Linked DNA regions of Mus musculus: region 1 is linked to region 2. Evidence: chromatin loops called from intact Hi-C (ENCODE). Cell type or tissue: left cerebral cortex. All regions are shown on one strand. Links, peaks and the distances in the headings refer to the core of each region. The heading gives the core; the rest is flanking DNA. Region 1 holds the start of Cflar (CASP8 and FADD-like apoptosis regulator). Region 2 has its middle 44 kb from the start of Flacc1.

Region 1 (5,373 bases), core at 256-5,255, 61 kb after region 2:
ATAGAAAGGGCATATATACTGTTAAATTTTAGTTATCCAAGTATTATTTATAAGAACTCTGTAAGAGTGAGAAATAAAACTTGATACACAAGAAAAAATAATGTCATATACTAGTGAATGAATGAATTAAGAGTTTGAGCTGGGTCTGGTGAACACAGGCCTAGAATCCTAGAATCCTATTGAGAGGCTGAGGTTAAACGACATTTTTACCATGGGTTGTAAGACTAGAGGTTAGTAGAGAAATGCTCTGGGAAAGAGTAAGACATACCCGAGTATGGTTACAGGCTCTGCCGGGGACAGCTGTGTCCTATTATTTTATGGGATATATATTCTGTAGCTGAGTTACATGGTTTACACTTTTCCTTTATTATTTTGTGTGTTCCATATCTGCATTGACATGCGTACAGCATCGCACACACGGAGGCTACCTGTGTGGGTGTGGTTTTTTTTTTTTTTTTCTTTCTTTTTACTTTTACAAGTCATCAGTCTTTGGGAGCAGGGAAAAATATTTACTAGTTGTACCACCTGCTCCAGTCCTTAAGTAACAAGTTTTAAAGTGTAATTTAGATCGAGGCTTAAAGGCTAAAGGCTTAGTTTTAATTTTATTATGTTTATGTGTGTGGGCACACATGCCCTGGCACACGCGTGGTTATCAGGGGACAACTTGTAGAGCTGATTCTCTCCTTTGCTTCCTGTCCTCTTCCACCACAAGGCCTCCAAGAGAGTAACACAGAAAATGTGTTGATACTTTGTCTCCTTCCACTGGAGCGGCTCCACCGGATAAAAAAGGAAGCCTACATGTTCAGACTGGTAGAAATAAAGATATTTGTTATTTTATTTGTGTTTTTCTGTATTTAAAAGTGTATCTAGCCAAAGACTTTTTTTTGTCTTTATAAAGTCAAGTAAGGGTCTGGAGAGAATGCTTTTCGGCCTCTATGCTGACTGCTCGGAAGACCTTTGTCTTTGCTAAAAACCCGGCCCAGGATGCGAGCCAGGGCTCAGAGACGCTGCGCCTGCTGCCACGTCTGCTTTCGGTTTCTGGGCGTCTCCATTTTGCGGACCCTAAAGCACGCAGCGAAGTCTCTGAGACCTGAGCCTCTCAAGCGGCCACTTAGGGCCGGACAGGTACGTGACCTGCGCGGTGTAACTGGCGCGCTACTCGCGACGCTGCGCGAGCCTGGGACCCTAAGTCCCGGGCCGCTGTGCCGTGCGCGTTCTAGCCCGGCAAGGAGGTCGCTACGAGTCCGGCGCCGGCGCTGGCGCACAGGGGATGGCGGGCGGAGCCCGGGAGGGCGCGGAGGACTGTAGCTCCTTTACTGGCTTTGCTGGCTGGGTAAGAACCAGGGCTCAGGGCGACCACAGGTGGCAACAACTCCCAGTTCAAGGAGGCCTGGTGTGTTCAGGGGATGGGATCTTCAGGGAAGTGACCCTTAATGACCCTAAGGCACCCCGGAGCTGTAGTGACTGCATTGAGGACTGGAGGGAGCACCCATAAACCCCCAAGGGGGAGCATTCCTGTGTTCCTGTCGGAAAACTAAAGATTAACTTTGCTGGCCGAGCCACAATTAGTCAAGCACAAAACATCTAGAGAATTACTCATTTCCTGGAGTTGAACTGTCCAGTTTCCAGCTTTCCTTTCGAAAAGTTGGTTCTCTCTCTCTCTCTCTCTCTCTCTCTCTCTCTCTCTCTCTCTCTCCCTCCCTCTCTCTCTCTCTCTCTCTCTCTCTCTCTCTTTTGGTGGACAAGTTCGCTGGAAGTAAATTCAAGGAGTCTAATTAAATCCTCCGGGTTCAGGTAACCTTCGAAAAAAAATTTTTTAACAGTAAAAGGGGTGGGGCCAGAAGGGAGTGTCATATGTCAGGCCTTGACCAATAGGGATGATCTAAAATTTAAAACCTAAGAAGAGATTTTAGATAAAAGGTCGACCTCCTAGTTTACAAAAGGTTCTGAACAAAGCAGAAAGCTCAGCTCTCTGGTATCACAAACAAGCTTGGTTTGTAAGCAAATTATTTTTTTATTTTATTTTTTGGTATTCTGAGACAGGACTCTATTCTCTATACAGCCCTGGCTCTCCTTAAACTCACTGTGTAGCCCAGGCTGCCCTAGACTGTGCAGAGATCCACCTGTGTCTGCCTCCTGATTGGATTACTAGGATTAGAGAGTATGTCGCTATTAGTCACTGTTCCTGGGAGTCCACCAGAGATAACCACGTAGCCAAAGTTCATAGCCTATTGAAAGTCTTTATTCCAACCAGCTGGGATGACACTTAGGTACTGTGTGTATTCAGTGACCAATGTCCAGAGCACAGGGTTTCTGAAGGCAGAGACCTCACTTGGCAGCTGGAGCGGGGGGGGGGAGTGGGGGGGGGGTGGGGGGTGGGGGGCGGGGTGGGGCGCGGAGGTGGAGGCTTTGGGTAAGCAAGCGATTTGACCGCTAAAATCTTCTCTCAGCAGCCGACCCCACCCCCGCCCGCCCCCAAAGCTGGGCGTACACCACCACACTCAGCTTCAATGGATTTTTCCAGAAGTTTTATGTTGTACATTGTTTTTGATGACATTTAATTCTTTAGCAAGTCACCACTTGCTAACCTAGTTTCCCAAGCTGCGAGAAACCCGGGTGGGGGGTGGGTGGGTGGGAAGTGGGGTGTTTCCTTCCTTCAGAGAAGTAGCATGGGGGGCGGGATTTGGGGTATGTGCGGTCTTTGGGGTTTTCTTTCTTTTTTTTTTTTTTTTTTTTTTTTTTGAGCCTTGACTGGTCAGTTTCGCCCCTAGAGGCGGAAGTTGGCTTCCTCTCTGGCTTCCTGTAACTTTCCTCCGCCCTCTTGTTAGGATTGTGGAATTCAGCAATGGCCTCGATTCAGTTTTGGTGAAATGGCGGCCATTCTCATCTTCTCGGAGCCCTTCTCTTTGCTCACACTCGCGATTCTGCCCCCGCAAGAGTACTCTGGGGACGTCCTTATCGCTGGGAGAGAGCGGTCGCATCTCATTCCTGAACCTGTTGGGCTCGCTGGGCGCGTCACCTGGCTAGCAGCTTGGGCCAGCTCCGCAGGCTAACTTTCCTGGACGCCTACTGAAGAGTCTGCTCCTCTCTGTGTTCTTTCCAGTGTCTCGTTCGATCCAGTTTTCTGGTGGTCTCCAGCGAAGACAGGCGACAAAGCCGTTGTTGAGTGGGATGGGCCGGCGACCGCCCGGTGTGAGTAATCCCAGAACCCCTCCTATTCTTGCAGTTCCCAAAGGGACTTGGGAAGTTGGAGAGCTGACTCCTGATTAATGTAGGAAAGTGTTCGTTTCCTATCTTCCACTCTTGGTTCCTTCTGTGCTTTTTGGGGATCCACTCACAGCACCTCCAGACTTGTGGCACATTCAAATCCAAGTCTTTCTTGAAGAGAGCCAAAGACTTATTAAATTAAACTTGTTACTGGACTCAAATGCCTCCTTGTTAATTTAGTGTGTGACTCTGGATGGCGTGAAATTTCGAACAAGGTACTTGGGTGTTTTTTGTTTGTTTCTATAATCCCAGCGTAGAGGCTGCCTGGACAAAGCTCAAGGACAGCTTATCCTGGCAAGAAGCCTGCTGGCCAAGAGTGAGGCAGTGAGGGTTTGGCCCAGGGCCTTCCTATACTCAAAGCATTATTTCTCTTAAATCTCAGAAACAAGAAGCACTACCTGTGTTATGACGCCCTAGCTGACCTTCACCTCTGGGAAGACTTGACACCCCACCTGGGGCAGCTGTCTTGCTCCTTACTAAGGATTTTACTTCTTATTTTGCATTGCATTTTAATATCCAAAACCTTTCAGGCAAGTTATAATATAAATAAAATATACCTGCAAAGTAAATACAGACACTGCCCCCACCTCCCACGAGTCCATTCCCTAGCGACAGCCAGAGGTGGCTGGTTCTAGTCACATACATTGGTGTACTCAAATACAGTCTTTTGGTTGCCTTTAAAAAAATTGGGAATCTTCCCTTGGCCCCAGCCATCCAGCTCCTTTTCGTATTCTTTCTCCAAACAGTCTTTCAGAACAGATGTTTGTGGTGTTGTTTTTCTGTTTCCATCCTAGTTTCCCCTCCTTCCCCATCTTGTGCAGTGGCCACTTGGATTTGTTTCATTGGCTCTTTTTTTTTCTTTCTTTCTCCTCCCTCTTCAATTCTTAGCTTTGGGGAACAATTTCTTCCTTTGTGTCACTATTGAAAGAAAAAGACTGTGTGTGTGTGTGTGTCTGTCTGTCTGTGTGCCCTTGTCTTTCTAGGTAAAATTGAACTCTTTCTGCTCTTTGTACCTTATTCTATATTTATGCTCATTCGATGATCTGTACTCATAGCCACTTTTTCTTTGTCCATTTAATGCCAGAAAACAACAACAACAACAACAACAACAAAGACAACAACAACAAATCTTAGCTTCATTATTTTCCTCTTTCTGGGGTTTCTTTGGTTGAACACATTGAAAGAATTAAGTTCTGCCAACTCGGTATCAGATTTACCACTTATTCGAGACTGTGTTCTGCATTGAACTCTTCAGTTGAAGAAGACTGTGGTATCTTCTGATTTTTTTGTTTGTTTTTTGTTTTTTTTTCGAGACAGGGTTTCTCTGTGTAGGCCTGGCTGTCCTGGAACTCACTCTGTAGACCAGGCTGGCCTCAAACTCAGAAATCCGCCTGCCTCTGCCTCCCAAGTGCTGGGACTAAAGGCGTGCGCCACCACACCCGGCTGTATCTTCTGATTTTGAAGACAGCACTTCACTATAGCCCAGGCTGGTTTGCAACTCACCACGCAGCACAGATTGGCCTTGAATTCTCCAAATCCTCCTCAGCTTCCCAAGCGCGAAGATTACTGACATGAGCTCCTGCACCCAGGTCTTTCACAGTTTTTGATCTACATTTAATACCTCAGTTTTTATTTACTTATTTGTTTATTTGATGTATGTGAATAAAATGTAGCTGTCTTCAGACACACCAGAAGAGGGCATTAGATCCCATTACAGATGGTTGTGAGCCACCATGTGGTTGCTGGGAATTGAACTCAGGACCTCTAGAAGAAGAGCAGTCAGTGCTCTTAACCGATGAGCCATCTCTCCAGCCCACCTCAGTTTTTCAGTGTGATTGAAAACTCCACTTGCTTTAACTACTTTCAAGGTTTAGTGTGCTTTGAAGTAAGTGACTTCCTTCAAAGATCTTGTTTTACAAGTGGGAACCAGAGCTTCATGGACCTGTGAAATGTTCCATGTTTAAAAGTCCCCCTTTGCCTTATATTTCTGTGATCTTTTAAAAAATACTTTTTTTCTCTTGTAGCTTTAGTTTTTGGTTTTGTTTGAGACTGAGTCTCCTGGAGCCTGGGCCAACCTTGAACTCCTGGTCCTCTCTGTTACCTTAG
Region 2 (5,373 bases), core at 224-5,223:
AGAGGAGCCTTTTATGCCCTTAACAGAACTGATCCAAGCGCTACTGAGGACTGCTGGCTATGCCTGTCCTCGGGTCCGCCTTATTATGAAGGAATCGACTTCAATGGAGATTTCAACAGAACCAGCAGCCATACTTCCTGCTCTTGGGGTACAGGACAAAAACTGACCCTGACTGAAGTATCCGCGAGGAATCCAGGTCTCTGTATAGGTACCCCACCTTCCACTCACAAACACCTATGCGGACAAATTCAGTCTGTGTCCAGAACGGAAGCTAATTACTATCTTGTACCTTCCCCAGTTGGATGGTGGGCTTGCAATACAGGACTTACTCCCTGTGTATCAACTAAGGTTTTTAATTCATCTCATGATTTTTGTGTCATGATCCAGCTGTTACCCCGCATATATTATCACCCTGCATCCAGTTTAGAAGAAAGCTATGCTGGGCGGCGGTCAAAAAGAGAACCAATTACTTTAACCCTGGCTGCATTCATGGAAATAGGTATGGCAGTAGGAGTGGGGACGGGAGTGTCAGCTTTGATAGAAGGAAGACAGGGAATTCAGTCTTTGAGAGATGCTGTCAATGAAGACCTAGCGACAATAGAGAAGTCCATTGACGCTTTAAAAAAATCTTTGACCTCCCTGTCTGAGGTAGTTTTACAGAACAGGAGAGGTCTTGATTTGTTGTTCCTAAAGGAAAGAGGACTGTGTGCTGCCCTTAAAGAAGAGTGCTGCTTCTATGCAGATCATACAGAAATAGTTAGAGACTCTATGCAGAAACTGAGAGAAAGATTAGAGCGAAGGAAACAGGAACGGGATGCTCAACGGGGGTGGTTTGAGTCGTGGTTTGAATCGCGACCATCTTGGATAACTTCTTTAATTTCCGCTGTAGCCGGACCAATCCTTATGATATGCTTAGCTTTAGTTTTCGGCCCTTGTATAATAAATAGAGGAATGGCTTTCATCCAGAGTAAAATTGATACAGTAAAACTCATGGTTCTTCAAAGGCAATATCAACTTATAGTTCAGGTAGATGAAGAGTTAGGGGACACCAATCTCTAAAATTCTATGATTAGAATTAGTCTAAACAGAAGAAGAGGGGAATGAAAGGAAATAAAACTGTAATTCATGTAATGTATGTTAAATAGCCCAAAGAGTTGTTTGTGAGCTTTGAAACCTGGGGCTGAGAACATAGCAGAACAGACCAGGACATGCCCGGGCAGGCCCATCGCCTCCCTAGCTCCCACCCCTTTGACCTAAGTTAAATGTTACAGGCTGCTGATGTTTAAATGGGCCAATCATGTGAAACCGCGCCAATTCCTCCCCCAGCCCCACTCCTTTTCTATAAAAACCCCTAGCTTCCAAGCCTCGTGGTCGAATCCACTGTCTCCTGTTGTGTGAGATACGTTTCGACCCGGAGCTCCGCCATTAAAAAACCTCTTGTTGTTACATCAAGGTGTTGTGTTCTATTCGTGATTCTTGGGTGCACGCCGAATTGGGAACTGAGTGGGGGTTTCCCCACTGAGTTCTTTCACTTGCTTTGTTAAAAAGTAAATCAAATGGTAATTTTTTGAGTGGTATTTAGATTTAAGAATGAGACGGAATGAGACAAAACTCAAGATCCTAAATAATTTTGACCTTAATACCCTGTGACATACAACTGTGACTTGCCTGCAAGGTATACCCTGTGCAATAGTGACATAAATGTTATGGAAGGAACGACCACTTTTTAAAAAATCAGGTTTAAGGCCCACTCCAGGAGATGCATCTCATATATGACACTGTTAAAGTGGCCAAGAACCTGAAACCAGGGGGAAAACCGCCTCCTGTTATTCTACTAAAAGAACAAAGTAATAAGCAGACCTCTAATGATGGATTCCCATAACCATAGTTCAGTGCCTCACTCACCCCTGGTCAGAGAAGTTCTTGTAGTAGACGGGAATTACCAGAGACCCACAACTAGACAGTGTAGTGAGGAAGAGACTTTGGAGCACTCAGATCTAGATGGAATGTGTTTATCACACCCTCCACTCAAGGCTCAGGGATCTATGCACAAGAGAAGGTGGGAAGCCTGGAAGAGACAGAGAGAGTGGATAACCCCAAGGAAATTCTTCTTGACACAACTGAACTAATGTTAATGCACATATGAATCCACGGAGGCTTTGCTAATACACACAAGACTCGCACAGGCTCACACCGGACAAAATCCCAGCACTGAGGCAAGGAAGTGGACAGAGCCCTGCCCCTAACCGAAAAGCTAGGTGCAACTGATAGCTGCTGGGTAAGGGAAAATCAGTTTTCTCCAGGGGAGTGTCGCTATGTATATTAACCACTCTCCAGGACAGGCCCATGCAAGAGAGTAACACAGAAAATGTATTGACACTTTGTCTCCTCCCACTGGGGCGACTCCACCGGATAAGAAAGGAAGCCCACATGTTCAGAGTGGTAGTGAAAGACCCACAACGTGAGGACTCCCACACGTTCTGACTCAGGAGAGGTGACACCCCAAATCACTCACGAGAAACGGTCTTACTGCAAACTGCAAGAGGACTTTTAATTCAAGAGCGCTCTCAGGCCCACGGTCATACACCACACAGGGGTAGAGGACCATGGTGCCCCGAGTAGCTGGGTAAGGGGGCATTTAAAGGAAGAAACCACAACTCAAGGAAGTGGGGAGGGCGTTGTTGGAAAATACCAAAGATACCAGTTAAGAATCACAAGGAAGTGCAAAGCCACAAGAGTCACAAGGAATACCTGGTAATTGTTCCGGTTATCTCTCAAGACAATTTCTAGGAGCCCCTAACAATAGCACATTCTTTGAATGAACACTCTTTGAACCCAGGAAGCGGGTGGGTAGAGGAATGTCGCTGTTTTATGATTAGCATACCTTGGAGCATTGAGTCACAGAGATCACATTCCCAAGCCTTGGCCTAAAGGCCTAGAATTTTGCTTTTATATTTTTTCAGTAGAAATAAAGATATTTGCTATTTTACTTGTGTTTTTCTGTATTTAAAAGTGGGATACATATCTAGCCAAAGACTTTTTTTTTTTTTTTTTTTTTGTCTTTATGAAGTCAAGTAAGGGTCTGGAGAGAACGCTTTTCTGCTGCCATGCTGACTGCTCAGAGGACCTTTGTCTTTGCTAAAGCCTGGCCCAGGATGCCAGCCAGGGCTCAGAGATGCTGCGCCTGCTGCCACGTCTGCTTTCGGTTTCTGGGCGTCTCCATTTTGGGGAGCCTAAGGCACGCAGCGAAGTCTCTGAGACCTGAGCCTCTCAAGCGGCCACTTAGGGGCAGACAGGTAGGTGACCTGCGGGGTGTAACCGGAGCGCTACTCGCGACGCTGCGCGAGCCCGGGACCCTAAGTCCCCGGCCACTGTGCCGTGCGCATACTTGCCCGGCCCCGGAGGTCGCTGTGAGTGCCGCGAAGGCACACAGGGGATGGCGGGCGGAGCCCGGGAGGGCGCGGAGGACTGTAGCTCCTTTCTTTACTGGCTTTGCTGGCTGGGTAAGAACCAGGGCTCAGGGCGACCACAGGTGGCATCAACTCCCCAGCCCATGGGGGCCTGGTGTGTTCAGGCGATGGGATCTTCGGGGAAGTAACCCTTAATGACCCTAAGGCACCCCGGAGCTGTCGTGACTGCATTGAGGACTGGAGGGAGCACCCATAAACCCCCAAGGGGGAGCATTCCTGTGTTCCTGTCGGAAAACTAAAGATTAACTTTGCTGGCCGAGCCACAATTAGTCAAGCACAAAACATCTAGAGAATTACTCATTTCCTGGAGTTGAACTGTCCATTACCAGCTTTGTCAGAAGGCATGTTTTAGAGCTGTCAAGATGGCTCACTGGGTAAAGGCACTTGGTTCCAAGTCTTATAACATGAGTTAAATACCCAGGGACCTATATGGTGGAGAAGACCAACTCCTTTAAATTGTCCTATGACCACCACATGTGAACCATGTCATGTGCCTGTGTGCATAAGTAAATATAATTTTTAAAAATTAGGAAAGAAATCCTCTAATTGCTATCTAGCCTTGAATCTTCTTTGCAAACTGTGACCATACTGAAGAGCAGGGGATCTGTATGTCTCTACTAATTTGACCTGCTTAAGAAGCCACAAGTGTGGGATGATAGCCCTATGGCATATGGTTCATCTCCAGTTAAATTAGGGCTCCATACTTCAGGTTCCCTCCCACTTACACCCGGCTGATAGCTGAACAATGAGGAGCCCTTCTACGGGCTCCTTTTACATCTCTGTCTTATCGTCTGGTGTCTGAAGAGTGAGAATTTCCCATGGCATGTGGAGAGTAGACAGGAACACCATTGCAGTGCTTTCATTTTGTAACACAGACCCTGAGTCCTACAGGATCCATGTCAGCTATGCAGATTGATGAAGAGGTTGCTCCACAAGATTGCTCAGACAGCTGGTGTCAGAGGTGGGGAAGTAGCTATGGGAAATGTTTAGCCTTTACTTGCCTACATTTTGGTAGAAATCTGTGGATGTTCCTGTAGGAGCAATGCTGATTTAGGCAGAGAGTACTGGGGGAAGAAAGGGAGGCATTTGTGAGGTCCAAATGGCAACATGGGAAACATGGAGGAACACATAGGTTAACAGAGAAGGAAAGCAAATCTGATAGGAACTCTGGTTTCTTTTTTTTTTTTTTTCCATTTTTTATTAGGTATTTAGCTCATTTACATTTCCAATGCTATACCAAAAGTCCCCTATAGCCACCCACCCCCACTCCCCTACCCACCCACTCCCCCTTTTTGGCCCTGGCGTTCCCCTGTACTGGGGCATATAAAGTTTGCGCGTCCAATGGCCTCTCTTTCCAGTGATGGCCGACTAGGCCATCTTTTGATACATATGCAGCTAGAGTCAAGAGCTCCGGGGTACTGGTTAGTTCATAATGTTGCTCCACCTATAGGGTTGCAGATCCCTTTAGCTCCTTGGGTACTTTCTCTAGCTCCTCCATTGGAACTCTGGTTTCTTGTAACCAGCAGAGATTCCAAGTACACAAAAGTAACTCTGTGTGCTCTGAGAAAACTGAGTTGCCAGAACAGTGGTGAGAAGTCTTGATTCAGTGACTTTCAACTGCAAATGTCAGAACTAGAGACAGAGAGAGAGACAGAACTAGAGAACCTACCTCAGGCACAGCCAGTGAGGTGGTGGGCACAGCCAGAGGGAGGGTGGACACAGCAAGTGAGACAGTGGGTGGCAAAGCCAGTGAGATGGTGGGTGGCAAAGCCAGTGAGACAGTGGGTGGCACAACCAGTGAGATGCTGGGCACAGCCAGTATGACAGTGGGCACAGCAGTGAGAAGGTGGCACAGCCAGTGAGACAGTGGGCATAGTCAATGAGACAGTGGGCACAGCCAGTG

What was found. Peaks named below come from ENCODE experiments on the same cell type or tissue, not always from the same donor. Only the 100,000 strongest peaks of a DNase experiment are listed, where the experiment ranks them.
Region 1: it touches region 2 in a loop (3-fold over the local background); 11 of 42 quality-filtered maps call a loop at or near these places.

Annotation. Positions count from the first base shown.
Region 1 is chr1:58,710,468-58,715,840 of GRCm38, forward strand. It overlaps Cflar (CASP8 and FADD-like apoptosis regulator), which reads left to right and starts at 2,819. Exons shown (of 10, transcript NM_207653.6): 1 at 2,819-3,192. In left cerebral cortex, for the core only: a CTCF peak has its summit at 2,787; DNase peaks (open chromatin) are centred at 1,048, 1,218, 1,940, 2,123 and 2 more places; H3K4me3 peaks cover 3,466 bases; H3K27ac peaks cover 3,422 bases.
Region 2 is chr1:58,649,394-58,654,766 of GRCm38, forward strand. It overlaps the pseudogene Gm20257. Among named protein-coding and RNA genes, the nearest start is that of Flacc1, 44 kb to the right of the region's middle. In left cerebral cortex, for the core only: no CTCF peak of the experiment used is centred there; DNase peaks (open chromatin) are centred at 2,457, 3,240 and 3,437; H3K4me3 peaks cover 1,172 bases; H3K27ac peaks cover 774 bases.